Regions from separate parts of the Homo sapiens genome. Here region 2 is linked to region 1. A link is a loop called in an ENCODE intact Hi-C map of the cell type or tissue named here. Cell type or tissue: HepG2. All regions are shown on one strand. Each heading gives the region's core, and the rest is flanking DNA. Links, peaks and the distances in the headings are about the cores only.

Region 1 (16,341 bases), core at 3,305-11,304:
TGAATCTTAGCCTGGGGCCAGAGCCCTCATCTTACCTGTTGAAAGGCTATGTGATGCTGACCCACAGTCTCCTTTCAGGCTCAGCTCACTAGGCCCCTGTTAAATCTTTCTTAACTTTCATGGCTGCCATCTCCTGCCCTGTATCACCCCCTGTATCCTGGGGTAGAGTATCCCATTGTGCTCAGGAGCAAGTGAAATCACCCTGAACAATTTTACCTTTTCCACATTCTTTGTGTTTTCTTTCCCTCTGCCTGGAATACCTTTTTTCCAACATCTTCCCCCACACCTCATCCCCCACTCTCTCACACATCTTTATCCTGGAAAACTCTCACTTTTTTCAGGTATCACTTAGATATCACTTCTTTGGGAAGCCCTCCCAGGCTGGCTTGGCCTCCCTTCCTGTATCCTTTCCTAGTTCCAGTACCATGTAATTTAGCTTTGGTCCCATTTATCATTCTGAATTAGAATTACCTGCCCATTTCTGATCTGTATGGGAACCTTCCTAGCTACTCCATAATATTGGAGGTCAGGGAGCAGGATTCACCATGATGTTTCTACCACTTGTCTTAGTGCTTCTACATAGTAATATCTCAGTAAATATTTGTTGAATGAATGAGCACACTGTTTGGAGCCAGCTTGTCCAAAATCTCCCAACTTCTGGAAGGTAGCCCTTCCTCTCCCACCAGACCACTGCCCTGCTGCAAGAGACATGTCCTATATCTGGTACTCCTACTTCTGCTCCTTCCTTTCAAGGTAAATCCAGCCATACCGGGGCCATGTCCTGACCATAATGAGGAGGTTTTCAGGAAGCAATAAAATGGGGACAGCCTTCAGGAGCTAATAGAAATGTGGGGACTGTCCAGAATAGAGAACACCCCCATTTGGCATTTTTATCATTTAGATCTCACTGCAATTGCAACAAAAATCTGGGACAGCTTTGTTAGATGCCATCACCGCATGGTCTAGATTTAGAACTGTGTATAACACATAAAGCACAGATTCCACCTATTTTTCTCTAAATAGAAAGAACAGGTTATAAAGTTGAAATTTTGCTTCTGTGGCAGAACCCCATGGTGCAATTTACTGCTCCTTATTTCTCTTGTACTATATTAAGAACAAACACGATTTATAGGGCATTTCCTGAAGCAGCACTTTTACATTTTAGTAACATTGCATATACTTGCTTTTGCTTGTACAGACAGAAATACATTCCTGCTTTCAATTCAATGCTGATAAACACACAAGCACACACATCTAAATATTGGCATAGATGCTGATTTTTTTTAAAAAATACGAACTTGGAATATTCCTGAAGTTTTAACATACTTAAGTAGCTCCAGATTTCTTTGTCTAATTGCCAACTAAAGAAATTGACTACTTGTTGCCATTAAAGGTTGATTAGCAATCCTATAGTTTACTGCCTATTTATCTAAGTGGAATTGATGCAGTAAAGTAGAAAAAGAGTGAATAAAAGGAGTTTTCTTCTTGAAGTGCTTGATTCTTTACCAAGCTTGGGAGCTTTTCCTGAGTGGTGACTTACTGATAAACTGATTGTTAGCTGCATTCTGTCGTTTGCTGTGGAGAACACATTTCCATCTGGTTTTCGAAAGGAATCCTTTGAGATCTACATGTGTGCATGAAATTATATGCAGAGAAAAAGGTATGTTCCCCTAGCCTTCGTCTTTTTTAATATAAATTCACTCAGAGGTTCTTATCACTCCCTGTCTGTTTAATTTCTACTTCAGCAGTGTGCTTCCTCTCACCCAACCTGCCCTCAGCCTTTGGCTTTCTGGAAATTAGTATGCAGTAATCAGAATGCAGCTGACCAAAAATTAAAACCCTGGAGATTTATTATGAGTTCATGGTCCCTCACTTTACTGGACTTTTAAAGAATACTGAAGTATCAGTATTTTAGAAATAAATATGAAAAGACCTCACATTTCTCTTAATTTCTAAATTCTCCTCCACTTTCATTTTATTTTGTTGGACTTCACTATTTATTTGGGAGAAATTTTTCTGTTCTTTTTGACTCTAACCTTCTAAGAATTGTTAAATTTGCAAGCAAAATTATGCAGAAAATGTAACCTTAAGGCAGAAAAATTAATAATAATGACAAGAAAAAGAATAATGCTTTAAATTGCCTACATTCAAATTCAAGAAGTAGAAGAATTGAACAGCAAGGATTTCTATTGATTTTGACATTTATTTTTTATTACAGCATGGTGTTCATTTATGGAGCTATATAAATCGCATAAGAATAATTGAAGAGCACATGTAAACCTGCTCCTTTGCCCCTTTTGGGTTTCCTCCCTCATGACTTAACCCGAATGTCAGGAAGCAGCTGTCAGTCATGAGTGGCAGTGTTTAATCACCTATTGTTTCTCCCACTAACCTGCCCCCTCAAAGCCCATCGCAGGTGGCCTTCATCAAAGGTAAGTAATGAGAACCACAGAGCTTTGTCATCAGTGATAATTAGGGTGACCATTTCATGTTTGGAAAATTTTAACATACATTTTAAAATGACAGAGTAAAAAAAATAGTCATCTTTTTGTTCCTTTGTAATTACAACTATAACCTCGACAAGGCAACCTGCAATGAGAGCATTCTTGCTCAAGAAGGGATATAAGAATAACTCTCTGGAGCTAACTCTTTTAAAACGACCTTGAATAATATCTGCATATGGCTTTTCCCGAAGTTAGTGAAATTTCCACATGTGTACTCAAGTACGGAGCAGTTTAGAATACATTCCCTTATCGGGAACTATTTCCCCTTCCCTTTGCCTATGAAATAAATGTTTTGTGCAAGAAGCATTATAACCCATGAATGTATCCATTAACTCCAGAGATACAAATGGAATGGGAAAAAGGAATGGGGAAAAAGTTAATATTTGCATTTATACAAAAAAATTTATGACTGTTATAATTACTGTTACTGTCTGTATAACTTCTGTTGTAAGCAGCAGTGTATTAGGTTGGTGCAAAAGTAATTGCGGTTTTTGCCATTAAAAGTAATGTCAAAAACCGCAATTACTTTTGCACCAACCTAATATTTCCTCTTGTAAAGAAGCAAAAGAAATATAATTTATTTTTTCCTTTTCCTAGTTCTGCTTATTACTTATCCACCATGGGCAGACAATACCATATTGATACTCTAACTCAGAAGAGCCACTCTTGGGTTACAGAATTTAAACAAGAATTAAATCAAGAATTAAAAAAAAAAACAGCTTTAATAATGTATCATCCTTATAGAGGAGGAAGTGATTCTGCAAATATTTGAAACGTTAACCTGAAAAACCATGAATCTTGTGGTATGTGGTCTTATAAACAAAACAAACAAAAACCCCAAAATACTCTGACTATAGAATTTCCATTGAGGTGAGAGAAAGTCAGACTGGGGAAAGGGTAAAGCTGAAAAGTCATATTGATGTTCATTCTTTGCCAAATGCACCACTCCCTTCCTGTTGTAGCTTCCTAATGCAGCCAGATGATCATAATATCTTCCAACAAGATCTAAACTAATCCCATGCTGACCATCGTTCCATTATTTCCTTACATAAATACAAGGATATAGGAAAGAGCAAATATTTTATGCAAGGTAGGTTATGTGGATCAAGTAGGAAAAAAGGAACAAATGCATATGCTTGAAAAATAGGCCTTTTGTGCCAATTAGACCCCAATTGTTGCTGTAGAAACTGTCCTATATTTTATAAAATATGAGTTAAAGAGTAGAAAATTGAAAATGGAGTGCTGAGTCATTTAATATATTTCATCTGGAAACTTTCACCAAAATTTGAGAGTTTTTTTGTTTTTTTGTTTTTTTTTTTCCCACACTCTCATAGCTTTTGGAGATTTAGCTGTAGCAGGTCATGGGCTAATTTATGTAAATGGAATTTGTACTCATACAAAAAAATGCTTTTTGCTTTTTAATAGCTGATCAGAAGATTACTCTTATTATGTGTAAAAGCATGAGTTACCCATTGATTACAAAGATACTGAATACTTATTCACTTACGATGCCAATATTTAAATGTTAATTCATTTAACCAATAAATATATAAATAACATTTTATGTGCATGGCATATGAAGTATTATAAGCACATTCAGAGCAAGGTATTAATTATTAGCATGTCTTTTACAGCGTAGTACTCTAGGATGTCCAATGAACTGAGAACCCCATAGGTCAATGATTCTAATCCCAGCTCTCTCACCTTGAGAGTCACTTAATTTATTTAAACTTTGGTGTTATTAAAGAACTAACATAAGCATAGTAAAGGGTTTCCAATTTCCCCCCTTGCCTTCTATGTGCCTTTTATTTGGGGTGGGGTGGGAGGGCAGCTAGCCACCTCTCCAGCCCCATAAATTTTGACCAGCCTATAAACAGCTGTCAGAAAATAATTTTCGGGTGGTGTTTGAGATTGTGCTAATAACCTCAGGCAAGGGGCATGGAAATGGGAAAGGGGCCCAACCTAAATTTCCATTAAAGTTGAAAACTGATGCCTAAGCCCAAACTACGAGGACTTTTTCCTATCACAGAAGTCAGCAAACTATATAGCCTGTGGGCCAAAGACCTGCACCAGGTTTTGTACATCTCAGAATTGAGAATGGTTTTTATACTTTTAAATGGATGGGGAAAAAATTAAAAAGAATAATATATTGTGATGTGTGAATATTATATAACATTTAAATTTCAGTACCTGTAAATAACGTTTTGTCAGAACACAGCCATACCTATTCATGTGCTGTGGATGGCTGCTTTCATGCTATAATGGCAGAGTTGAAGAGTTGCTGCAGAGTCCAAATGGTCAAATAACCTAAAACATTTGCTATCTGGCCTTTTACAGAAAGTTTCCTGATCCCTACCCTATGCTATAAAAACCCTAACCTTGTTTTAGTTGGGAGCCACCTGGTCATCATGTACTCCCTGATGCACATGTGCTGACAAAATCCTCCATGTGAGTCACTTAAATCATTCCCTTTTTCACAGTTTCTGTATGTATTGTAAGCATAAAATATATACAAGAAGGTGTTAATGTAAAGTTTAGTAACACTGTGTGAAGCACTAAAGAGAATGCTTGGCACAAAGGGACAATGTTAGCTACTACTGGTATTTAGTTGTATAATTAGTTATATGTTTATTGACTTAATAAACATATATTATGTTCTTTTTATTTATAGTTTATAGTCAGGGAACTAGTAGGTGCTAAGGAGCATGAAGATGACTCTGACACATTCTCAGACTCCAAGGTACTTAAACTCTGGAACATACCTAGATAACAACAAATGCAAAGTAGAATATTGAGTCATAAAGAATTGTAGATAAAGTATTATGAAACTTAGAAAGCAAGAGAGGGGGAGAAGGGAAGTCAGGGAAGGCCTCTAATCCCAGCTCTGTCACCGTGTATAGTCAGGTGTATAGTTGTGTAGTTGTATACATAGTTGTATAGTCAGGGAACTAGTAGAAGGGAAATCAGGGAAGGCCTCTAATCCCAGCTCTGTCACCTTGTATAGTCAGGTGTATAGTTGTATACATAGTTGTATAGTCAGGGAACTAGTAGGTGCTAACGAGCACAAAGATGACTCTGACACATTCTCAGACTCCGACACATTCTCAGACTCCAAGGTACTTAAACTCTAGAACATACCCAGATAAATATTTGAGCTGATCTTGTCCTTCACCTTGCTGCAACCACTCTTAAAGCCATAAAGTCTTCAAGCTTTCTCATGTCCAATACCTGAATATCCTTTATAATCTCAATTTCAAGTACTGCATCCTTAACTGCCACTTGTCTTTCCATATGGCTCCCTTTATTATTCCAATTTCAGAAATTTCTAGAGGCCTGTGATCCATTGATTCTTTATCTTTTCACTGTCACTTACTCTTTTATCTTTACTTTACTCCTACCAGCTTAAGAGTGTCATTCAAATTAGTTTCTTCCTTATAACCTCAGTTCCATCCATAACTAAACACAACTCCTAGTTTATGTGAGGCCTGCTCCCTTGCAGACCAACCTTTCTAGAGAAAAACACACAACCGTGCTGACTATTATCACTTTACATTGGTGATCACTAACTTCAAGGGATCCTTAGTGCTGCCCAGAAGCCATGGTATATTTCCTGAGTCCGTCATCAGCCTCTCTTCTCAAAACTCCACATATCTTCTCTATTGTCTCTCTCCGCTGATCTCCTTTCCTCTTATTTCATTAAAAATAGAAGCATCAGAAGAGAACTTCCAAAGATTTCACCAGCAGAACCATTTGGCCCCAAGCCTTTGTGCCTGCATTCTCTGTCTTCTCCTCATTACTCTGGGTGAACCACCCATGCTTCTACCTGAGGCCACCATGTTGTCACTAGATCCCATTCCCTTGTACTTACCCATGAGAACTACTCCACCAGTTCTCCCCTCTTCATGTTACACCATCAAAATGTCCCTCTCTACTAGATCTTTCCCACATATGTAAACATGGTTATTTCTTCCATCTATAATTTCTTTCTTCTTTGCCCTACTTCTCCCTTCAGCTACACCCCAATTTTTCTTTTGCCTTTTAGAGTAGAACTTTTCTAAACAGCTGTGAGGACTCTATCTCCAGTGCCTCTTCTCCCCTCTCTTGGACCACCCTCCCCAGTCAGGCTTTCACCCCACAACTCCCCTGAAACTGCTCTTTCAGCATCACCCATAACTACATCTTGCACATACAGAGGTCAGTTCTCATTCCTCATCCAATTTGACCTATTGGCATTTGACACAATCAGTTACTCCATTTTTCTTGAAACACTTTTTGTTTGCACTTGACTTTCAGGAGGCCATACCCCTCTAGGTTTTCACTTTCCTAACGGGCTGCTCTTTCTCTGCATCTTGTTTATTTCTCCTCATGTCCCTAACCTCTTAGAGTGTCATAAGGCTCAGACGCTGGATGTCTTTTCTTTCCTCTTCTCACTCCTTTAATGATTTAATCAGTCTTATGGCCTTAAATACCATCAATAGGCTGATAATTTTCACCTGGACCTCACCCTAGCGCTCCAGGCTCAGATGCAACAGATTATATCACTTAGATTCTAATAAGCATCTCAAATTTAAAGATCCAAAACAAATCCCAATTTTTCAGTTAATTCTCTTCCAGCACCTTTTCCCATCTCAGTAGATGGTAATAGTGTCCTTACAATTGCTTAGGACAAAAGGGTTTTTCTCTCATACTTTACATCTAATTCATCAGGATTACCTTGTTGGCTCCATATTCAAATTTGACCACTTACCCCCTTCTCCACCATTATCACTCTTTCTTTTGCCACAATAATCTCTCAATGGCATTATTTCATATCTTTCTTTGTCCTTTCCTCTGCCCTTGTTCCCTAAAGTTAATTTTCAACACAGCCAGCATGATCCTTTTAAAATTAAATTTAATCGTGTCACTCCTTAAAATCCTCCAATGGCTGGCCATTTTACTCAGAGTAAAAGTAGAATCCTGGCTGTGACTTGCAAGGCTGCTGTCATTCCTTCCCCCTCTCTCGTATGTCTCTGAATGTATCTTCTGCTACTCTTACTTCACTCCACTCTAGTCAGACACTGTCCACTTTGTGTCCTCAAATATTTACACTTTAAGGCCTTTGCACCGGCTGATGCCTGGCATTTTCTTCCCTCTGTTATCTGCATGCCTTGTTCCTTCACCTCATTGATCAAATGTCATCTCAGTAATTGCCCTGCCCTGCATGTGTTGGTAGAGAGAAAGGAATTTGTAGAGGAATCCCAGGGGTCTTTGTGGAGGTCCCACGTGGATCCTGGGCTGAAGGCTGGGCTCAGGGAGAACTCTCCTGTGGCTTAGCAGTAAGTGACTATGTACTATGGAGTTGAAAATGGAACAGCAGCACTGGAAGACTTTGGTGTTCCATCTTAGGCAGGTTAACATCTTCGCACCTTGTAATCACCTCCAACATCTAATGCAACATTAGAAAGGCTATGCCTTAGGTTTAGTACCATACCCTTCTCTGCAAAGCTTAAAAACATGTGTGTCAAGATTCCTTAGAAGGGGAGATAATCTTTCAAAGTTAAGTCTTGCCCTGTTAGAGGGGATTGAGAGACACCTTGACCTTTTTACACATCTGTCCTAGACAATGTCAAGGTGATCATCCAGTAATTAACTGCCTACTAGAATAAAATGAACACTCCTCAAAGGGAGAACACAGACTCCAGAACCTTTACAACATATCGTCTACCAAATCTAGGATTCAATCCAAAATTCTGTACATGTAAAGACATAGGAAAATGTGGCTAACAATAATGGAAAAGAGTTAATAGAAGGTGACTCTTAGGTGACCCAGAAGTAGGATTTAGCAGACAGACTTTAAAGAGCCTATGATAAATATGTTCAAAAAATTAAATAAATATATGTTCAAAGAAGTGTAGCATTAGGATATGGTTGATACAGTGGCTCACCAGTGTCATCCACTATCCATCCAACACTGTCATTTTTCTGCTTTGCTAATATATTGAGAACATATTTATAGCATGCCAGGAAAGATGGAAGATTTGAGAAAAAGAAGGAGGACTTAGTGGGCCACGGTCCTCCTGCAGACAGGTGGCAATCATAGAGTGGAAAATGTAGAATTTGTTTTGGAAAGGAGAGGAGAGAATTCTTCCTCTGAAGTGAAAGAGAAGGAGAAAATGAAAATATTTATCTTAATACAAAGGCTTATCTTAAATATATAGCTTAAGGCAGAAAGAATACTAATTGGGATGTCATATTGAATGAATTCAATCATGTGGGAGGCAATGAGGGGATAAAATTGAGGAAAATTTTTAAAAAATAGGATACAATTGTAAGGGAAGAGATACTGAGTCAGCAATAAATAAACTAGATTTTTGCTTTAATTTGAAGTTGTAACTTTCTTCTTAGGTATAGAATATATATTTCTGAAACATAAGCCTCCCCAGAGCCTGGATTAATTATATTTCTAATTTATTAGAAATATAATTTCTGTTCATCCAGGGCTAGATTATATTTCTTAAGAGCTGTTTGATTTCTACTCTAAATGAATTTGTCAATTCATTTATTTCATATATACATAATCTCACTTACTGTGTTTAAGAATCTCCAAAAATTATAAAAGAGAAACAGGAATTGGTAGAGATTAGTAAGAAGAAAGAAAAGAAACCAGGGAGTGGGCCTGATGAGATGGCAAAATTTGGTCTCCATGATCAATTGAGAAACAACATACACCAGAACTGAGCAGCAGAAATCAGCAAAGGCAACTGGAAGCCAGGTTTTAACTACTACAAAGAACTTTGTAACAATTAGACCTGTCCAAGTGGACTTTCTCCTATTATTAGTTAATGGAAATACTCAAGCAACAGATAGACATCATGTCTCTGTGTTACTTTAGAGGAAATTTATATTGTGAATGGTATTTAATAGACAGCCTCTAAGATCCCCTCTGATTCTACGATTCTATGATAACCTATTATAATAAGTCTACTTGGGGCATTTTTAAAAAAAAAACATGGAACCTAAACAAAATTATATTGATTTAATTTCTTTTTTCTCCACTTTTCTGTGATAATTGTTAATCTGCACCACCCATTTTTGGTAATATTGCTTTTTATATGGCTAATCCCAACCCTTTTTATTTTTTGTAATGAGAACAAGCTTTCTGAATTCATATTCAGTGATAAAAATGTTATGACAGAATCATAGGCTTATCAACTTAGAGCTGGACAAAGCCTTAAAACTCACACAGGCAGACCTCCACATTTTTCAGGATGAAAAAGTAAGTCCTAGAGAGGCTAAGTGTGCTACCCAAGTTCACGCTGCATAGAACCTCCCTGCATCCCATTCCAGAGCTGTCTCTACAGCATATGCTGCCTCCTGCCCATTTAAGTCAATTTAAATGAAGCTTTCTGCAGTGTTTTTATTTAAAATATGTAATTTATTTCAGTACTTTAGGATCATGTCAGATGACTAGGAGCATGCATCAATTTGTACCAAAATGAAATTTTATAATGCAGTCTAAAAATGCAATTTATTTTAGCAGTTTCCTCTTATACCCGGTTTAAAGATTTTTTAATGGATTTTTTTTAAAAGTTCCTTCTTATATTTTCACTGAAATGGAAATCAATGAAATCATAATACTTTGAAATAATGGTGTGGATGGAATGTTTTCATTTGCAATAGACTAATTAAATTACTTATTTTGTCATTATAACTTGCCTTTATATTAGCAAAATTGGCAGTCTGCCTCATTAAGCTGCATTTGAGAAGGGCATCTTCTTTTTTCTCATTTACTAATTCAGAATACAAGAATTCTCAGCATCATATCAACTTTTCCTGACATCGTCCACAGACCACTCTGGTGCCAGACGACGTGGTGCCACCGCAGCTAATCTGATTAAAGCTCAAAAGCTAAATAGTATCTGGTAATGCTAGATCAATACTAGCACTGGAAGGGTCAATTTGAGCATAAGCCCAATGTTTTCTCCTCCCATTGACTGATCATGGAGGCATAGATGATGGCCAAAAGTGACTGATTACTGGATAAATATTAAATCCATTATCAAGCCAGTGAAAGGCTGTGTGAAAATGTGAGTCACTCTAGCCCTGAGGGTCTTGGTTTTGTCATCTATAAACTGAGGGGATTGGACTATATGATCTCCAAGGATCTTCTAGTCTAAAATTATATTAATGAACCTACAATAGCCCCTGGGGTGTGCTGATAACCAGAAATTGTATGGGCAGCCGCCAAACAGCACACATAGCCAAATGGACTCTTGTATATTTCATTATTATTTAATCTCCTTTCTAAGGTTTCTACCCTTGCTTCAATCACCAGAGAAAATTGAGTATGTTGGGAATGAGCTTATGATGCCATATGGTGGAACTGAAGGGGGAAATGGCTGTTGTTTTCTAAATACACTGAGTGCAGTGGTTCTTCAAATTTTATGGTTAACCCTTTGAGAATATGATGAGAACTATAAATTGTCCCTTCCCAGAAAATTACACAACTATTCAAATTTTGCTTTAGCTTCTAGAGCTACCTGAATCTGTCTCCCTTTAAATATCCCTGGTTTCATGCATGGTCTTACATATGGTGGGGTTTTCATAGAGGTACCATAATATGATAGAAACAGGATGAGCACTGAATCAGATCTCCACTCTCTGTTACATAAAGCTGTGTGATATTAGGTAAGATGGTTAATCACTGTGAGTCTGTTTTCTTACCCACAAAATGGAAAGATAACTCCTTCATCACAGGATTGTGGGGTTATATGAGATAATATGTGTACATTGCCTAATACCGTGCTTGACACATAGGCATTCAACAAGTTTGTTTCTTACTTCTTTTCAAAAATGTGACTAGCTTATACTTTAGGTGAGGTTTTAGAAAGCAACTAATGAACTGTTTTAGAATCATAAAATGTTAAGTGTTGGAAGGTAGCAGTCTAATAGCCCATAACATCCTTAACCCTTATCATAACTTTCGCAACTTGAGATATTGGAGAGCTAGCATGAGGAATGGGCAGCATCTTCAGAGTCCCACCACCTCCTCTCTGGCATTCAGTGACCTTCTGTGGTCAGCTCTGCCTCCAATGCAGGGCTCCATCCAGACCAGGAATGACCTCAAGCACCAGCCTCCTCTCTTGCACTTGTCAAAGCCCATCTATCCTGTGTTTCCATCCCTCTATGCCTCACTCTCTCACCTACTTTGAGTTAAAGTGCTAACAATGAATAATAAAACACTCCTTACTGCATCTCCCTTTTAACTGCTGCCTTCAGTTCTTGTTATACAAAGAAATGACGAGCTGCAAGAAATGGCCTAACTGTTCATTTCTGAATTGTTGCTAATCTATCAGCTAGCTATGAGTATTCCTTCTTTCATATTTTGGGAAAAGAAGAATGATAATTGGTCAGCGCTCATACTGTATTACACATGTCTCTTCTTGTTGCTGTGTTAGGATGAAAATTAAAAAGGAAACAGGTTTAAAGTATTGATTATAAGAAATACTAGGTAAGGGCCCTCTTAGGAAATATATACTGTTTCCATCCTTTGTAGTTATTTTCTATTCCTCAAAGTCAGGAGGAAGAGCAACAATGGCAGAGTTAAACTGGGCAGATCTGAGCTGGCTACCCTTTTAGCTTTAGTGCTTCTTATTCCAAGAATAAGAATACCTTCTATACCAAATCTCTAAGAGAACTGAGTAAACCCGTATACCTGATACATCTACACTGCATTGTGGAGGAGTGGAAACTGCACAAATGGTGGCAATGAAAGCCATCCAAGAACTTGGGGTGTAGTATGAGTGCCTGAGCCACAGACAGACAAAGCCACAAGGCCAGTGAACCAGAGGAGGGAAGTCCCCTGCCCAATCATAGGTTGAGGAAGTGGGCATTCATGGTTGTTTGGCAGAAAGCTCACGATGTATATGTGGTGCACAAACTTAATGTTGCGAATGCATATCTGTACACAGGGAAAGATGATAAATTTTGTAAATAGATTTTTTTTGTAATCATTAAGTGTGTCCATAGATACTTGGATCATGAGAACTAGAACAGGGGAGGTTAATAATAAAAGTTTTTCTAGGAAAGATATCCAAGAAAGAAGTCTATATTTTCTGAAACTAGTGACCCGGAATTCGAGAAAGAGTATACTGATGTAGATACTGTACAAAAACCAGATTGCTTGTTCTACCTGGCTTCTGGATGCCATGGCCCACTCTCTCAGGCCCTCTGGAATTCTAAAGACCAACTGCAACTTGGCCAAATTGGCTGTTTGGTTGGTTCTACTTGTTCCCTGGATTCAGCAAATTGTTCCTCTGTTCAAAATCCCTACCTTATAAATAAAGAAGTAAGTACTCCAACTCTAGACGCTAGATTTATGCTACCCCGATTCTAGGAAGGGTGCTTGTGCCTTGTGTTCTCCATATCTGATTCTCTGCTCAGTTCTCTGGGATCTGTCATCTGCTTCACCCTTCCTCACCTCCAGGCCCAGAGCACTTGGGACACCCTATTCTTAACATCCTGCATAATGGTGGGAAGTGGTAGGTGCTAAGCACCTCTTATTTTTAGCTGTACATTAGCCCTTTTATTGGTGCTTCTTGTCATGGCAAGTTACAAACAACCCCACCTGAAGATTTTCATCTAACAGATTCCGGCTTCAGTGGAAATTGATCCCCTTTAAAATGGGTACCTTTTCTTATTGAAGCAAGTAGCTAGATTATTAATGCAAAAATAATTTTATCACATAGACTCATTTTTATCACTTCCATTCTTATCATTATTAAATTAGCCTTTAATAAATCTTTAGTTATTTGATTTTTTTCCCATACCTCCTGATAGTCCAATGTGTTTTGTGTCACGATTGCCATTTCTGAGATTCCCTGTCAAGTCAGAAGTGACTATGTTTTGGGCAAAGGCTGGCATTTTTGTATGTGTGTGCAGAGGCAAGACAATAATAAGATGCAATAAAATGTGAGAGCCAAGTGTTCTCTGCAGACATGAAAACAACAGGTACCAAAAAGTGTATCTTGAGGGCAACCAAACATATTTTTTGCAATCGAAACTGAATTTTCCCCCAAATATATTTGAACTTTGAACTAATATTTGAGTACTGAGTATGAACCAGAAGCTTAGCTTGGCCAACCACTTTAATAATATCAGAAATAGGTGTTCTGTAAACTTTTTAGTGCCTCTTGATCAATAAAAGTTAGAGCAAACATATTATTTGCAAAAAGCTGGTACTTGTCACTTACCACAAGTTCTTGGTGATATATATGTCTATGATGAAGAAAAATAGTGGCAAATTATTGTTCTTGAACCTGCATAAGTATTAATGTTGTTTTCTGTTCTTCGTAATTTGATGTACTTCTGATAATTTTTGAAAAATAAACCCACACATTGCATTTTAAAATAAAAAGTGACAATCAGCAATTGTTTTTTCTTGCTTCTCTCATGAACAGACAACTGATACAGAGAGTTAGCTAATGCCTCACTATTTAACTTAGCAAGTTTGAAGTGAAAAGAGAGAAGTTTTGACTCCATTTACTTCTCAAAACTAACTTTATATAATTTTATCTTAAATTTTTTGCCAAATGTTTCCTAATTTGTTAACCTTATCTCTGAATTCAAGCATTTTTCTCTTAGTCAAATTCAGGGCATCAACAAGCCTAAGAGAAGAGATACAAATACGTGATATATAGACAAGTTTTTCATCATTGAGTTTATGATAGCAAAGGTCTACAGGCAATCTAAATGTCATCAATAAAGAATGAGTTAAATAAATTTTTGGATATGGCATCGGTAGTTGACAGTATCATTAACTGAGAGAACAGAATATAGGAAGCAAATCTTAAAGCAGAGTGTGTGATGAATTCAGTTTGGGATCCTTGAGTTTTAGGTTCCTGTGGGATATTTGGGTGAAACTGTCTATCAAGCCATTGGCTATAAGATCAATTTCTGAGGTTGGAATTAGGTTTCAATGTGGGAGTCATGGACATATAAATGAGAGTTTATTCATAAGTCCAAAAGAGATCACCCAGGGACAGCATGCAGCAAGAGAAGAAAAATGAACCAGAGATAGGGTGCTGAAACACACCAAGAATGGATTGGCAGGGAAGAGATGCCCCAAAAGAAGTTTAGAAAATGCATTCAGAAAGGACAGAAAAGAACCAGGAAAGAGAGATGTCATGGAAGTCAAGGAGTAGAGGGAATAAGTAGCCAAATGTGTTAGGTATATTAGTAAGATGAAAATTAACAAATCTTCATTAGATTTGGTATGAAGGTCATTGGTAATCTTGGCCAGGGATTTTCACAGGAGTCCATCCTTTTGCTAGAACCCGTGTCCTCTTGCTTGCTTAAAAACTTGCCTCCTTCGGTTTTCCCATCATTCTCCTGCAACACAGCCTTTCTTTGACTGGATTATTGCCATCATAGTGAGCTTCTATCTTCAAACTTGACCCAGGCTCTCCCTCCAGCCACTACGTTCTATCTCTGCTTTCACAGTGAAGCTACTTGAAAGAAGTGTTTGTGTATGCTCTCCCTGCCATCTAGGATCCAATTCACTCATTAACCCACTGAAGGTTAAGATCTGCACCATTACCTCCCCCAGCTTTCTGCCAGTAGCCTTCAAGCAGCCAAACCCCACACACGTGTTTTAGACCTCTCAGCAGAGTTACACATCATCAACCACTTTCTCCATTTTGATACATTCTCTTCTCTTGTGACACCATAATCTTTTGGCACCCTTTCTGCCTTACTAACAATTCTTCCTGGCCGGGAGGTGGCTTAAACCTGTAATTCCAGCACTTTGGGAGGCTGAGGCCAGAAGATCTCTTGAGGCCAGGAGTTTGAGAACAACCTGGACAACACAGCAAGACCCCATCTCTACCAAAAAATAAAAATAAAAATTAGTTGGGTGTGGTGGCATGCACCTGTAGTCCCAGCTACTCAGGAGGCTGAGGCAACAGGATCACTTGAGCCCAGGAGTTCAAAGCTGCAGTGAGCTATGATCGTGTCACCGCATTCCAGCCTGGGTGACAGGGTGAGACCCTGTCTCAAAAAACAAAACAAACCCCAACTCTTGCTCTGTATTCTTTGCTGACTTCTTATCCTTTCTTCAACTTTCAAATATCAGTTTTCCTGGATTTTTCCCTGGAAACTCTTCTCCTTACTTTGTAAACTTTCCTCATAGGTGATCACATATGATACTGGACTTTCAAGGCATCCCATAGACTCTTAGGTTTACAACACTAGTCCAAGCTTTTCACTGAACATCTGATAGGCACATCCCTACTTAATGGAATGAACATGAAAAACTCTTACAAATAAGTATAAGAAGAAAAAAGAAAAAGAGACACCACATTAGGAAACTGAGAGAGCAGGAAAAGGTGAAAATGTCCAATAAGCACATGAACATCTATTCAACCTCACTCATAATCAAAAATCAAAACTAAATTTCACTGGGCAAGATGAAGATGAAATATAATACATATTATAATGAGGAATGTTGAAGAAATTTGCTCTTCTATGCAATATTGGGGGCAATAACTCTGCATTTAGAAGTACAGTTTGTAAATATGTATCAAAACGTAGATTATACGTGTCCTTTTCCACAATGTTACGACTTTCAGAAATGCATCCTGAAATAATTTCATAAATGCATGCTATGCAGACATGTTTTTCATCATTGAGCTTATAAGAACAAAGGTCTAGAGGCAATCTAAATGTCAATCAATAAAGAATGAGTTAAATAAATTATGTATTATCTGCATATAAGGATATCATACACATAGTAATGTGGCTCTACATTTATTTTTAGAAATAAGAGCAATACTATATTAAGTTTAAAAGGTAGTTTTTA
Region 2 (16,341 bases), core at 4,615-12,614, 130 kb after region 1:
AGGAGATATCCCAGCTGTTGGTACTGTGAGGAAGTCTAAACCAGGAGACAGAGCCCAGGATCCAAACGGCAGCTCTGCCCCCATTAACAGTACCGTGGGCATCAGGCAGTAAAAGGGTGTTTCAGTGAACAAGTTAAATACTGCAACTGGGAATATTCAAGCTGATAGGTAAAGTCTCAACCATTGGGTGGGGATCAGTGGCAAGACTTCAACTCCTTGTAGAGTCAAGAGGGGTGTGAGGGCTGAGAGAAAGACTAGGACTAGCCCAAAGCAAAATAAAGAGCATGAAAATTATTAGGCAGATCCCCAGGCAGATTCAGTTAACAAAACTGGGAGCCAATCATTCAAGATAAGGAAGATTTGGAATCACAGCTCAAAGCACAGGCCAAAGCCTCTAGCAGCAAAGGCTTCATGGGTGCTGAACTTTTACATCCCTCGCAGTAGAGACAGGGCCTGACTGCTCAAGGGGCAGGCCACTTGGGATCGCACTTACACTGGGAGGTTGGACCACAGGAAGAGAAAATGTGTCCAGGCGGAGAACTGAGCCAGCGCTGGCCCCTCTAACTTGACAAACTCTCAGCAAAATCCACTTTAGCCTCGACTTTCCTGAGCTGTAAGATGAAATTCTGAGAAGAAAGATGAGAAAAGCAAATCTGTAGAGTTGCCGGGAGCTTTCACACTCCTCCTTCTTTATAAAAACCAGTTTCTGCTTAGCTCAGGTAGTAACAGAATTATTTCTAATTACCTAAAATTTCTCCTCTAACTGGATTTCAGCAGGAAATGATATCCTCAAAAGCTTAAATTTCTGGAGTGAAAAATGTAAAAAGTTAAGAAGGTAGGAGTGTTAACAGTTAATGGATTATCAGAGTGGTATGTGCAGCATAGATGTGTACACTGAAACAAAGAAGTGTGAATTTGCAAGGAATAATTCTTTTTCTTTAAAAATAGAAAATGCATGCTAATATTGAGAATAGAAACTGAAATTTATTTTGCATAAGAAACATAAATTTATGGCCTGGCACGGTGGCTCATGGCTTTAATCCCAGCACTTTGGGAGGCCGAAGTGCGTCGATCACGAGGTCAGGAGTTCGAGACCATCCTGGCTAACAAGATGAAACCCCGTCTCTACTAAAAAATTCGCCGGGCATGGTGGCACGCGCCTGTAGTCCCAGCTACCCAGGAGGCTGAGGCAAAAGAATCGCTTGAAGCCGGGAGGCAGAGTTTGCAGTGAACCGAGATCACGCCACCGTACTCCAGCCTAGGCGACAGACCCTCCGTCTCAAAAATTAAAAAAAATAAAATAAAATAAACATAATTTTGAAATTGTCACCATATAATTAACCTAGCCACAAAGAATAGGCAATAAGAGCATAGCTGAATGTATTGAATTGAAAAATAATGACCTTGAAAACACTGGCACAGGAATTTATATTTTTCTATTTTAATTTATAGCTTGTGAAGTGTTGATATAATTTTCTACATTTTACATAATTTGGGAGTGTCTTCTTTCAAAGGAGCTTTAAATATATTGGAATTTATTGGGCAACTGCTAACTCAGAAGCAAGTGGTTGTCCATCTATTGGCTTCCAGAGAGAGGTTGCACTGGTTCATTTAGGCAACTGGAATCCCATTTACCAGAAAGCTAATCAACAAGATGGCTAGTTACATTTATGAGTATTTCTTTTAGAGGCATTTAGTTTCAATCCCACAGATGGTAGCTGCAGACCATTAGTTTCTGAGCCAAGCTTTTCAGTGTCCTATTGTACTTAGCAAGATTGCTATGCAGCAACACAATTATTCCAAATTCAGCAAGAGTCAGCGGGCCTAAAACAAAGCTATGCCATAACAATTTAATCCCAGCTCACCTTCCCCTTTGCTGGATAAATAATCAAACACCTGCTGAATTCTGTTCCATATAATGAGAACATCTTAGCAACAAAGATCAAAGAACACTGACATTTGATCTCTAAGTAGAACCCCATTATAAAAAAGGATTTTTATTACGTGGTGTCGGATAGCTATTTTGTGGGTCAGATAATGCTGGGACAAATAAACAATACCAAAAAATCCTAACTCAACATGATTAATTTGTAAGGCATGGGTCATTCCTTTGCCTCAGCATCAACATTTTTGAGTGCTTCATTCTATCAGAGTCAGCCATCTTTTGAATGACTTGTAAAACAGTCATTTAAAATGTACAGGGGCAAGCGAATATGTGCTTTCTGGTTTTTTATTCATGCTTTAAAAAAAGCAGTAAAAATGCAAGGTGAAAGGATATTAAGGATGTTTATCTTTCTAGTTGCACTAGAATTCCCACTTTCAAGAACAAGCAAAATAGTTTGAGCTTTGAAAATGTCCAAAACACACGTTTTCCAATGTAATTCACATAAGACAATTTGACGATTCCTTCTGGGGTTTCTTTTCATGCTTGCAGTGAATAAATAAATATGAGTACAAATGATAAGGCTTTCTTTCAGGATTTTATTATAATTGCTGAATACATCTCCTACACTCAGGCATTAACTCCTTCTCTGAATCTTTTTTAAAAAATATTGCATGTATGCTATAGAATGCAAATCCTCCTTTCCTTCTCCCATCACACCCAGACAGCTTGTGAAACCCCATATTCTTCATAAAACCTCTCTTGAATGAAAATGACATAGGGCTTTCACCTCCAGTCCTTCATATAAAGGTCTAATTGAAGCAGCTTTCCCCAGATTCTCTTCTCTGTAAAGGGCACTTGTACTATTTCTCATATATGAAGTAAATACTTATTTTGATGTATTTAGTCAAAAGGGCAGCTGGGCCTCTATACGTTTGCTTATGAGATTGCCTGTCTTAGGAAACTTTAATAAGTCAAACATTGAACAACAATCCTTTGGCACTGTGTGCCACTGGAACTTAATAGAGCTCAATGGTGTTTTTTATATTAGCGGTTGTGTGAACGTAGGCTATGTGACATCTAGATCTGTGTGAATACCACAGTGTGCACAAATAACAGTACAGATTAAAAACAAACTTAACAGGACATCCAAAGCCATTAATTGTATTGAAAGTATTCTTAAATTAAAACCATTTATGTGACAATATTGAGCAGAAGACTAGTTTTCAGTAAGAATATTTAATGGTCATCAAGAAAAACATAGTCATTTCCTACTCCCTATAGAATACAAATTCTTGTATTTAAAATTAACACTAGCCAAAAGTACCAGAGCATCCTCCTAACATGAATAGCCTCACTTATCTTTTGGCTAAATGTTAATCTAACCAACAAAGGGAAACTCTTTTAAGCCTGTCTCTTCTTGATATGACAGGATGCAGAATTACCACAATTTTGGACAGTATTTTAAATCATTCAGGACTACTTTTGAATAGTTGATAAAAACTAAACTTTTGTATATGTGTATTACACTTTTTTCCATGTAATATCAAAGTGGTGATATACCTCAGATTTAAAATTTGTGCTGACCTAAGAAATTTTTTTTTAATTTTTAAAATTTTACTTGAAGTTCCAGGACACATGTGCAGAATGTGCAGGCTTGTTACATGTGCCATGGTGGTTTGCTGCACCTATCAACCCACCATCTAAGTTTTAAGCCCCACATGCATTAGGTATTTGTCCTAATGCTCTCCCTCCCCTGCCCCCCACCTGCCAACAGGCCCCAGTGTGTGATGTTCCCCTCCCTGTGTCTATGTGTTCTCATTGTTCAACTCCCACTTATGAGTGAGAACATGTGGTGTTTGGTTTTCTGTTCCTGTGTTAGTTTGCTGAAAATGATGGCTTCCAGCTTCATCCATGTCCCTGCAAAGGACATGAACTCATCCTTTTTTATGGCTGCATAGTATTCCATGGTGTACATTTGCCACATTTTCTTTATCCAGTCTATCATTGATGGGCATTTGGGTTGGTTTCAAGTCTTTGCTATTGTAAATAGTGCTTCAATAAACATGTGTGTGCATGTGTCTTTATAGTAGAATGATTTGTAACCCTTTGGGTATATACCCAGTAATGGGATTGCTGAGTCAAATGGTATTTCTGGTTCTAGATCCTTGAGGAATCGCCACACTGTCTTCCACAATGGTTGAACTAATTTACACTCCCACCAACAGTGTAAAAATGTTTCTATTTCTCCACAGCCTCACCAGCATCTGTTGTTTCCTGACTTTTTAATAATCACCATTTTAACTGGTGTGAGATGGTATCTCACTGTGGTTTTGATTTGCATTTCTCTAATGATCAGTGATGATGAGCTTTCTTTCATGTTTGTTTGCCACATAAATGTCTTCTTTTGAGAAATGTCTGTTCATATCCTTTGCCCACTTTTTGATGGGGTTGTTTTTCTTGTAAATTTTTTAAGTTCCTTGTAGATTCTGGATATTACGACTGTCAGATGGGTAGATTGCAAAAATTTTCTCCCATTCTATAGGTTGCCTTTTCACTCTAATGCTAGTTTCTTTTGCCATGCAGAAGCTCTTTAGTTTAATTAGATCTTATTTGTCAATTATGGCTTTTGTTTCAATTGCTTTTGGTGTTTTAGTCATGAAGTCGGCATCCCTATGTCCTGAATGGTATTGCCTACGTTTTCTTCTAGGGTTTTATTATTTATTTTTTGAGACAGAGTTTCACTCTCATTGCCCAGGATGGAGTACAGTGGCGCGATCTTGGCTCTCTGCAACCTCCACCTCCTGGGTTCAAGCGATTCTCCTGCCCCAGCCTCCTGAGTAGCTGGGATTACAGGTGTCCGCCACCACACCCAGTTAATTTTTTTGTATTTTTAATAGAGACAGGGTTTCACCATGTTGGCCAGGCTGGTCTCGAACTCCTGACCTCAGGTGATCCACCCGCCTTGGCTTCCCAAAGTGCTGGGATTACAGGCATAAGCCACTGTGCCTGGCCTCTTCTAGGGTTTTTATGGTTTGGGGTTTTACATTAAGTCTTTAATCCATGTTGAGTTAATTTTTGTATAAGGTGTAAGGAAGGGGTCCAGTTTCACTTTTCTGCATATGGCTAGCCAGTTTTCCCAGTACCATTTATTAAATAGGGAATTCTTTTCCCATTGCTTGTTTTTGTCAGGTTTGTCAAAGATCAGATGGTTGTAGATGTGTGGTGTTATTTCTGAGGTCTCTGTTCTGTTCCATTGGCTGCAGACCTAAGAATTTATAATGTCTAGAAAAATGATCTTATGGTACCTAGAAATGAAATTTCCAATTCAAATTATTCTAGAAGTAATGATTTTCTTATATCAAATCATTCTGAAATTATAATTTTATGCATTCGGATGAAGGAGGATATATATGCTGCAACAGAGATCAAAAGTGACAGAAGCTTACCTCTAAGAGAAGTTTATTTCTCTGCCAGGTGCGGTGGCTCATGGCTGTAATCCCAGCACTTTGGGAGGCCAAGGTGGGAGAATCACTTGAGGTCAGGAGTTCAAGACCAGCCTGGCCAACATGGTAAAACCCTGTCTCTACTAAAAATACAAAAATTAGCGAAGTGTGGTGGTGCCTGCTTGTAGTCCCAGCTACTCGGGAGGCTGAGGCAGGAGGATCACTTGAGCCTAGGAGGCAGAGGTTGCAGTGAGCTGAGATTGTGCCACTGTACTCCAGCCTGGGTGACAGAGCGAGACTCCAAAACATCTCCGCCACCCCTCAAAAAAGGAAGTTTATTTCTCATGACCTAACAATTCAGAATGAGTAGTCCAGATTGGTAGGTTGGTTCTGCTGCACTAGGTTATTCCAAGACCCTATTCTTCTGTGTTTCAATCAACTTCATCTTCATGGTTGAAGTGAGGTCACTGCCATGCCAGTGTCCCTATGCATGGAGGAGCAGAAATGAAGGGCAAACAACCCTCTTAAGTGATGTGGAAGTTGCACACATCACTTCAGCTCACGTTCTATCAGTGAGAATTCAGTCACATGGCCACATTTAGCTGCAAGGGAGGCTGGAAAATAGTCTGTGGCATCCTCATCTGAGTTCGTACCCCAAATAGCCAAATAACTATGTGTTTTCAAAATCCCACTCAGTCTTTGCATCCAGCACAAAGTCATGTGCTGGCTTTTCCAACAAGAGCTGAGATAGCTCTTTTGTGCTGGTAATGTGTAAACAGTTAAGATTCTTGACTTTGCCCACAGAGTCCCCCTATATAGTGTTAGTGTAGTAATAGGATAATGCAGTATAATCTCCCATTCAGAAAAGAAAGAAAGGGAAACACATAGTAGTCCCTGATCCATACCAGTGATGAAAGCCTGCTGCTCAGTGTATTCAGCTGTTCTTGCATGCCATAAAGAAATACCTGCAACTGGGTAATTTATAAAGAAAAGAGGTTTAATGGCTCATAGTTCTGCAGGCACAAGCATGGCAGCTTCCCAGGAGGCCTCGGAGCTGTTACTCATGGCAGAGGGTAAAGCGGGAGCAGGAATATCACATGGCAGAAGCAGGAGTGAGGGAATGGGGGAAGGTGCCATACACTTTTAAATGACCAAATCACATGAGACCTCATCAAATATTGCAAAGACGCACCAAGCCATGAGGGATCCACCCCCATGATGCAAACATATCCCACCAGTCCCCACTTCCACTGTTGGGAATTTCAGTTCAACATGAGATTTGGGCAGGAGTGAATATACAAACCGTATCACTTAGGAACAGCCTCCCTGCCCTTCTAGGGGTTGATGCCCTCTGCTTAGACCCTGGTGGACATTCTTGGCCATTGGCCTCCATGGCTTCTAACTTTCCTCTCTGGAGGTTCTTCCTTGCCCATATTCTCCTTAGCCACATGTGAGGTGAGACAGAGAGAAACACTCCTTTGGGGACCTCGTTTAGGGATTGAACAATCACAGGACTTTATGGGCCAGACTTCTACTTTCTTTAACGATATGATTCTCTCAGAACTTAGTCAATTTAGGTCAGCCAACTGTATCTTCTGTAAGGGAGGAACAAAGTTGACTACCTTTAAAAAACAAAAAGTACTCTTTCACAGTGCTCGCAGATTTCTATTTCAAATATTCTATTTAGCTGTCTTTATGGTTGGCCGTTAGGATAAAGCTCTCTACTCTCAAAGATTGCTTCTTGTAGAACTGTGGTTTACAGAGAAGAGACATATCTAGAAGCAACTGGACTCTGTAATTTTTTTTAATTTTAGTAGAAATGCTAAAGGTGATTTTATTTCTAAATCAGACTATTTTTTTCTATTGAAAATTATGAGAGTTTGGACCCATTTAGTTAGCCAGTCTCCAGTAGCAATCCATTCCATCACAACATTAGGAAAATGTACTTTCCTTTCAGATGTCCATTGGTTTAAAGGTGATGCGACATCTCAAGGGTATCAGTTCAATTAAGATCACTTACCACAAATTCTTTAAATTCAGCTATGATAGATACAGCACTGCTGTGAGAAATTATCCTCCCAAAGCTGAGGGCTGTGGCTTAGGGGCAGACAGCTGTGTTCCTGATGAGTGAGGAAGGCCCCTGCTTCCCACAGCACCCCCACACGAGCCCTGCCTCCCACTGCAGTTCGCAGCAGCTCAAGACTCAACTCTCACTTCTGCATCTGCTGTCTTTGTTTGCTTTGGTGTCCTTGACCCTGCCTGCTCCACGTACCTGGCCACTCTCATTGAACCTTTATGGTTTTGACATCTGTCATTTTCTGCCCATGTAAACTACCCTGGCCACTCTCTCCAGACTCCCTCCTTCTAATCAGGCAGGCTTTGTGTCCCCATGTGAACATTCCTGTCATTCCTCTGGTTTGGGGACCTGTCTCTCCCAAACCCGACATTCTCATTTCATTTCAGGCTTGCCATAAACCAGGGCTCAGATAAGCCAGGCTTACTGCTGGGACCACTGCAAATAATACCTGAGATGAAACTCGAAGCACACTAAACCATTTTGAGAAAGAATCTTTCACAATAAAGAAACTCTATTCCTGGAGAGATGATGAAATTTCAGTGTGAGGTGTTTTGTTTTTTGTTTTGTTTTAGCAAGGCAGTCTTTGAGCTGTGTGAGATAGGACTGGAATGTGCTATCAGGACCAACCTAGAAGTACAAAGCTAAGCCCTGCCTCCGGGGCTTGTAGGAATGTGGACAGAATACCAGAACCTAGTTGGTATACAGGGTATGAAGTCAGGTTCAAATGCCAAGAAGTAAGGGTCAGGTCAGCAGCAAAAATCAACAGAGAGTGGAGGAACTGGAGTGAAGTTGGAGCACAAGTGAGAGTAATTTCCGTGAGCATCAGCTGAGATGTTTGAATGGCCCAGGCTCTGCAGACACAGGTATGTCACTACCCGGCCAAGGCTCCCACTGTTCAGGTCCCAACTAACAGCAGAGCAACAAGTTAGGCAGACATAAACGTTTACTGAATAGCTGTTATATATCAGGCACTGCCACAGGAGCTATACAAACGTTACTCATTTAATTCTAACAACTGTACTTTGAAGTAGGTATCAACTCAGCCTTTTACAGATGAGGAAACTGTAACATGGTTCAGATGACCTAGCTAGTAAGTGTCAGAGCTAAGATTAGTGCCCAGTTCTACCTAATGCCAATGGCTTTGCCTTTCCTGTCCAGCAGGGGTTAAAATATGTTTAAAACAATCTATGGATTTTTGGGACCTGCTACCTCCAGTTTCCATGTTTCTGCTTATGTCCTGTAGATGCATTTATTTGAGAACTAACTTCTGGATAGAAGTTTCAAGATTAAATGCTCATGTTTGGTCATATGGTAGGAACTTTTGGAGAGTTTAATTTTAGGCTGTGTGGGACCATTATGCAACTTATCAAAGACCGTCCCAAAGCTGAAAGAGTTTTCTTTCTTTGTGATGTAACTAAAAATGTCTTTATCGGGCTCTGATTTTATTTGTGAAATTTCAATCTTTGAACAATGACTGGTGGGAAATCCAGTTAATAATGTGAACTCTTCGCTAAATGTATCGGTCATAGGTCATCCAAAGGTGATGAGAAGTCTGCCAATGTTTGGGAATGCTGCATGCTTGTCTCTGTACAGTCCAAAACAGAGTGAAGTTTTTCAGCCTAAAAACACAGGAAAGCAGCTCTCCTATATTCATCAATCTGGTCAGGGGCAGTTCTGTGACAGTCTGCTCAGGCTACAGAGTAGAGTGGTGAACACAGTTGCCACTGGGAACTCTGGGACTGCATTTACACTGCCTGCTGGTTTCCCACTCACTTAAAACCTCAACATAAAAAATAGAGATGAGTCTCTTAAGTAAAAATTGTTTTATTTGAGAATAATATACAAGAAGTAGGACTGCAATCTGGGACATATATACAGACCAGATTGGCCTCTGGAGTGTCCACAGAATAAAGGAAAAGGTTAGAGTTTATTGGGAAAGGCGGAGGCTATGCGTTGGTTTTGGAAGAAAGCTTATTGGTGCTGGCAGCAACAAAAGAGCTGGTGAGTTCTGACTGGCGAGTGTCAATAGTTATTAGGTAGGACTTGTAATCCTGGAGTTACAGTTAGGCCCTTGTAGTTTTGGACTGGGCTTGTGAGACTGTGTCAGGCACATGTTCTTGTATAAGCAGCTAGCTGTCCTTATGCTGCAAACTGTCCTTGTGTGACCCATGTAATAAGCTGCAGTTTGGAAAAATTTCTTCTGATGGCTCCTGTTATCAAGAAAATCATGTGTGAGATCCCTCCGTTCATGATCCTCCTTGGCGCCATTTGCCCGGGTTTGACACAAGTGACTCTATTTTGAATCTTACAACTTTCACACCCCAAATGCTAGTATTGGAATAGTAATGATACTACATATCTAATCACCTCCTATTCTGCAATGGACATGCACAACTTCCTAAAAAGAACACAAATCCAGAAGAGGAATTAGACAATGGTTATATATAGTGATCTCCCACTGAACACGACATATGTGTTATTAACAATGATAATCATTATTATGCTAGACATTTTGCAGTACTTATTATGTGCCAGGCATTATTCTCATACTTTATGGATATTAACTCATTTAACCTTTACAACAGTCTCATGAAGTAGATATTATTATTCTTCCAATATTACATCTTCCAAGATGAGAAAACCAAGGCATAGAACAGTTAAGTAATTTGCCCAAGGCCACATGTCCAGTGAAAAGCAACCACTGAAATTATGCTTCCTGTTTGAAAGAACTGACGATAAGGCAGATTTAATGAGTGACAAGTACTTTGGAGTCAGTAAAGGGAAAAGAGAGAGCGTGATAAACTTACCTATAGTGTTTAGTCTAAGTTACCCCACTCTTCACTGTGGCCACCGTCCACCACTTGTAGCTCTTCTCCAAAAGCCTGAACATTTTTCCCCGTTAATGTGTTTAGGCAAAGATAATTGCTGTGGTACTAAGGCAGGAATTGGTGAGTGAGGTGAGAAGATAACTTTTACTTAGTAGCAGTCCAGAAGAAATGACAACATTCTTCACAGCACTCCTCCCTTAAGCTTCCCTATCCCCTATAAATGGATAGACATACAGGAAAACCTTGGTATGGGACTATTTGTGTAGAGCTCATGAAGACTAGATTGATTAAGGGAAGTTATGTTAGCTTCTCTTATGAGACTTTGAAATCGTTTTATTATGCAGAATGCTTTCTGTAAATGGCATTTACCTGTAAGAGGAAAAAGATGATTATATCTATTGATTATATAATTATTCATCTTTACAAACATTTTGCAAAGATTATCACATTTAAATTCTGTCTGGCTCACAAGGCTTGTGTTATCCTCACCCACCCTCGCAGTAACTGCTCCCTCCTTTCTCCCAGCCACGCTTACCTCCCATGACTCACTCGTGAGCCTGCCACGTGACCGTATTCAGAGCTTCCACATGGAACAGGTTAAAATGAAAAGGAAGATTGTTGACATCACTTTCTGATGTTACTTTATTTTACTCGTTCCTTTCATTGGTTTACCAATCCCAAACTGTAAACCTTATTTGACCCAGGACTTTTTCCATGTTTTAAACGTTCATTACAATTGCACAGCTCCTATAAATGCATGCTCCTCATATCCCTGTCTAAAGAATTCTATACAGAGATGGGAAGTTGTTATCCTTGAAATAATCAGACAGTGATGCTCCAAGCAGGAAAGCTTAAGAAATAGGGATGATAAAGGAGACAGTACACAAATGGAAAAATTTAAAGGCAGGGCATTATTTTGTGAGAGAGAGAAGAGAGACAAACTGGAAACCAAGAAATATCATGAATATTACAAACAACCAGCTGTAGGAAATGAGGAAAAAAAAATGAGATGGAACATGAAGCAGGGAAGCATTTGTTTTATTCAAATAGATAAGGATCTGAGAGCCATTCGCATGGCAGGCTTGTATGCAAAATACACACACACACACACACACACACACACACACACACACACACACACAAACTATCATCTTAGATAGAGCAGAAAGCTGACAAAGTGGCAAGATGCTGAGAACACTGGCAGTCCCAAGCCCATGTCTGTAGGACAGGAGCCAATGGGCAGGAAGGGCACGCTCACCTTCTCAGCCTCGCCTTCCAAACAGCCCCTACTGCCTTGTCACATTCCAACTGAGTTTCATGCATTTGGTATTGTACATATTGTTAAAATGAAAATTAAAACTGTCATACTTGGGTGACTCAGGCACATTTATAATTTATCACCTTTCTTTATAGTTAAAAAGAACAACCAGGGAAATGCAGCTTAGCTCTCACTCACAAACTCTCAGCACTACATAAAGCATGCTTGAGCCTCATAAGACAGATATACTGCACACATTTAGCATATTTCTTTCTCCCCTTATGGAACTTTTTCTTACCCCTCGTATGCTTAGCTTTAAATATATTCAGAAGCTATAAATATTACATGGAATTTTGAGATCTGAAAAATGACTTCTTCATTGCTGATATACTGATATGCTGAAGAACAAATTTAGTATCCATATTTACATGATAAAAGTTTTCAGTTAATACACTGGACTGTTTTTAGCCATCCATGGCAATGCTGTGATTACATTTCAATCGTTGAGTGAAGGAGAGAAAAGGATCCAATTTAGAATGAACCCAGGTTTCTGGGTAAGTGGAGATTTGCTGAATTTGTAGGGGCAGGAAGAGACACAGGTCTCCAGTGGTAAAGTTAAGTATATTTTAATGAGGCACTGTAGCCAGAGGTGTCCTCTTGATATTTAAAGTATGTATAATGCACTCATTTGGAAAATGCCATTTTATTTCCCTCTGAATAAAAATAATAGTTACTACTTATTGAGTACTTGATTTGTTACAGGCATTGTTTCTCACTCTATCTTATTTAATCCTTATAACAACCTTGTGGGTATATTTCTTCAATTTACAGATGAGGAAACTGAAGCAGAAAGAAATAAAATAACTTGCTAAAAAAAAATTACATAACTAGTAAATGCAAAGAACTGCCAGGCTCCAAGATCTTGCCTTTGCCTCTGCCCTGTACTGCTTCCAACTTGAAAAATAACAAACTAGCCATTTTTGACAGAACAGTCACGTTTCTCCCTTGTGGCTCAATCTCAGAGCAGCCCTCTCTGCATTCCTCGTGCTCCTCTGCCCAGCGTGCTCTTCTGTGTACCGTTGGAGCAGATCTGAACATGACACTAATGCCCTGTGTTGGATTCACAGCCAAGGTGAGGGTAGAAAAGAGTCAGCAAGGTCCAGTGCTTTCTAAGCCTTTATTTATTATACAAATGATCTTAGAACACTATAACAAGCAAGGAAGGGGTGGACCTTAGAGAACTTCTGATTCATCTCAAACATGTAATGCATCTCAAATTTCAGCCAGTCACACAACATCTTCGTGATTTTGGCCAGATCTACCAACCACTTTTACAATTATTTAATACACCGTTTAAATAAACTTTTTAACACTTTTTAAATGCATTTATGTTAAAAAAAATTTATATCACTATTATAAATGGCAAGCCAGTATCACTTTTCATAAATTAAAGATAACCATAAAAATGTACAAAAATAACATTATGAAATTCTAGTCTAATATTGCCAAACTCTTTGAAATTGATAGCCAGTATAGATTAGACATTATTTAAGAGGTGTGAAAGATACTGTAGCATCAAACTGAGACTTTTCCCCTTGAATAAATAGAAGGATTGAAAAAGAAGTAGAAGAAAATCACTCTTTCCTCAGGTAGTTCAGTGTTATTTAATGCCATGTCTGTGCATTACTGATAGTCATCTCTAGTGTAGCCAGTGGTTTGTATCCATCACTCAGGAAAGTCTAGGGAATAGCTATTTCCCTCATTGAAAAGAACAAAGACTAAGGGCCAGAAAGGTGAAATGTTTACATGTCTGATACCCGACATCTAGCATTTAGTAGATGCATTAACATCTTAAATGAGTGAATAAATGAGGTATTTGGAAATATTTGCACTTTAAAATCAAATATGGCTTCTAATTTTGTAACTGCCATTTCCTGCCAGTATGACCAGAACCCAGGTGGTCTCTTGACTCCCAACAATGTTCTTGTTCATGCCACATACTGCTCCACAAGTTGAAGATGATGCATAAATGGTAGTTGAGAGCTAGATGCAGATTCTATGACAGGTCCAAGTTCTACAAGGCAAAACCTAGCACAGAGTTGGGAATCTAGCATGTATTAAATAAGTAATAGGGGATAAATCTTTAAATAGATAGACAGGAATCTTGTTGTCTCCTTCCTTCTGAATTTAGCAATTAAGTTCAACTTCTGTTTACTGAGAATACCTATGTTTCCAGCGCTATTCATATAGAGTAGAATCAGATAAATGGGTCTACTCATGCTGAATTACCCGGATGAAGTGATCAACAAACGCACACTCTGCCTCCTCCCTCATCTTTTTTTTTTTTGAACTTTTGTCCCTAATGTCATTTGCGAGAGTGTAAAATTCTGAGTTCTTCAGACTTTTCCAACCGCTCTTCCCACCTACTTCAATCTCTTCAACCACAGTAGCCCAAGAGTGGCCACCATTAGGCTATGATGTTAATCATCCCAGATGGCCTGACTGTTCAACACCAAAGATCAGGGTTAGCTGGAAACCAAACACTCCTTCAGTCACTGCAGTGAGAACAATATAAGCACATCTGAAAGGAGAGTGGGGAGAAGATCAAGGCAACAGGGCAAAGATATTCCTGTGGGACTGAATGGTGCTGCTGTTGGCAAAGTGCACTCCTGCTATAGATTGAATATTTTTGTCCCTTCAGCATTTTTATGTTGAAATCCTAACTCCAAGGTGAGGACATTAGGGGGTGGGGCATTCTGAAGCCCTAATGAATGGGATCTGTAGCTTTACAAAAAGAGATCTGGGAGAGCTCCCTTGCCCCTTCCAAGTGAGGATGAAGCAAGAAGATGCCTTCTGTGAACTAGGAAGCAAGCGCTCACCAGACACTGAATCTACCAAGCCTCCAAAACTAAGAAATACATTTCTGTTGTTTATAAGCTACCCAGTCCACATTATTTTGTTATAGCAGCTTGCAGGGACTAAGACAACTCACCATTACTATCTTTGGTGGAATTCACATTCATGTATTCCATTCCAAGAGCAGGAGCTTGAAGAAATGTTTGCCATAAATTACAACTCAGGATTTTTTACCAGGGGAGCCACGTAGATGGGTCCGGTACAAAGGACTGTCAAGTGTCATATTTTCAGCCATTCCGAGAGATGCTAGGAAGGAAACTAAAGTGTATATATAAGATATTCCTGCATGGTTACCTGCTCATTCCAACTCAGCTTCTCCTAACGCTGGGTTCTGTTTTTATGTGGCCTCTTCAGACATCAAGACCTTTTGCCCACATTTCCACCATTCCATCATTTAAGTAGCAACTGCTCTAACAGTAATAACAGGAAAAATCTTACTAACCCAAATATATTTTGCTTTTAATTATGCTAGTACCATAGTAGACATCTTTTTTAGAGAACAAAATTAATCCAAAAGCCGTTTTGTGAAGATAATGATTTTTTCAAGTCAACAGATGAAGGCAATATCCATCACTTTATGAGATCAGTGACTGTCCTTTTCCCAGCACCTAGAACTATCATGGCATATAGATGTTCAATAAGTACTTGTTCAATGAATGAATGTAAATTTGGACATATAATGGACTAAGGAATCAGAAATGGGTGCTAATTTAATTACTACTACTTCTCCATCTGACCAATGTGACTTCAGACAAGGTACCCAACTCTCAGAGCCTCCTTTTTTTTTTAATCTATAAAATGCTAGTGCTATTTTTAAGATTAGGATTAAGTATTTAGAGTACCTAGCTCATAACAGGGATTTAATAAGTGGTAGCTCTTTTTATTATACTTATAAGTGGATCTATTTGGGGATATTGAAGAAGTCTGAAAACTCCTTTAATTTCAAAGACCTAACAATCAGTGCCACCAATTAGTCATCAGTGCCACCAACAAGGCACAGCGTTGGATGCCAGAGGAGACATCAGAAGCAGGAAATGGGAAGAGTGGAAGAGATGAAGTAGGAATAAATGAATGGATAGGAAAGGCAGGCAAAGAAGGGGAGCTCAGTGGAGGAGCAGTGACTTGCCATGAATCCCTGCCTTGTTAGCACTTGGCACAGTGGGACCTATCCACATAAGAAATCGCATTTCCTTTCCTCAAGAGTCCACTGAGACTTCAGGAGAGACACAACTTGACAACTTTTGAATGGACACCTGAAAAAGGTCCTCTTATTTTCTGCCACTGTTTTGTGTTTCATTCTTTTGTTTGGCCAACTTAATATTAACTATTTCAATTTAGCAGATATTTCAGGAGCAACACCAAGTTCAAAACCCAGTTCTTGGCACCCAAGCAATGATATACTAAATATTTTTCACCTGAGACTACAGAAGATCTTACATCCCTGTGATGTCTATAGGTGTGTATTTCTCTTACCACCTTGACAAAATTAAGTGGCTTTCTCATATGCAAGGAGAATTATGCTTTCTAGTATCCAAGTGTTAAAGCCAGCATACTGTTACTTTTGTACTTTGAAACTATAAATGGGATATGGTTTGCGGGGGGGAGAAGAAATTGGAATTGGTCTCATTAAGGGAGAAAAATCTTTTCCTGATAACCTATTCAAGAAGAGATAATTCTCAGGTTTCCACTTTGGATACTGCCATTATCCAGAAAGTCATCGAAACAAGATTGCTATGATACATTATATTGTCATATCCACATATCCATTTAGGAAAAAAACACATTGGCAATAGTTCTTCAGCAGAATTCATTATATTCTCTGAATGAATCAGATTGGGAGGGCAAAATATCAAAAAATGATATTCTCTCCAAAAGTAATTTTTCATAAAAACACCAGGACTTTTGGCACTCTGTAAATATTGTTTTTGTAACAA

What was found. Hi-C counts contacts between places; a loop is a spot of excess contacts. Peaks named below come from ENCODE experiments on the same cell type or tissue, not always from the same donor. Only the 100,000 strongest peaks of a DNase experiment are listed, where the experiment ranks them.
Region 2: a loop joins it to region 1, with 2.8 times the contacts of the local background. A loop is called at or near these places in 2 of 110 quality-filtered maps.

The regions. Positions count from the first base shown.
Region 1 is chr6:114,264,094-114,280,434 of GRCh38, reverse strand. All of the region lies in intron 1 of HS3ST5 (heparan sulfate-glucosamine 3-sulfotransferase 5), which reads left to right. All of the region lies in intron 9 of HDAC2-AS2 (HDAC2 and HS3ST5 antisense RNA 2), which reads right to left. Among named protein-coding and RNA genes, the nearest start is that of HS3ST5, 71 kb to the left of the region's middle. In HepG2, for the core only: no CTCF peak of the experiment used is centred there; a DNase peak (open chromatin) is centred at 7,634.
Region 2 is chr6:114,136,893-114,153,233 of GRCh38, reverse strand. The region is part of intron 3 of HS3ST5 (heparan sulfate-glucosamine 3-sulfotransferase 5); the gene reads left to right. The region is part of intron 6 of HDAC2-AS2 (HDAC2 and HS3ST5 antisense RNA 2); the gene reads right to left. LOC124901383 (a long non-coding RNA gene) reads right to left here and starts at 10,286. Exons shown (of 2, transcript XR_007059718.1): 1 at 10,213-10,286; 2 at 9,214-9,615. In HepG2, for the core only: no CTCF peak of the experiment used is centred there; a DNase peak (open chromatin) is centred at 8,033; H3K4me3 peaks cover 568 bases.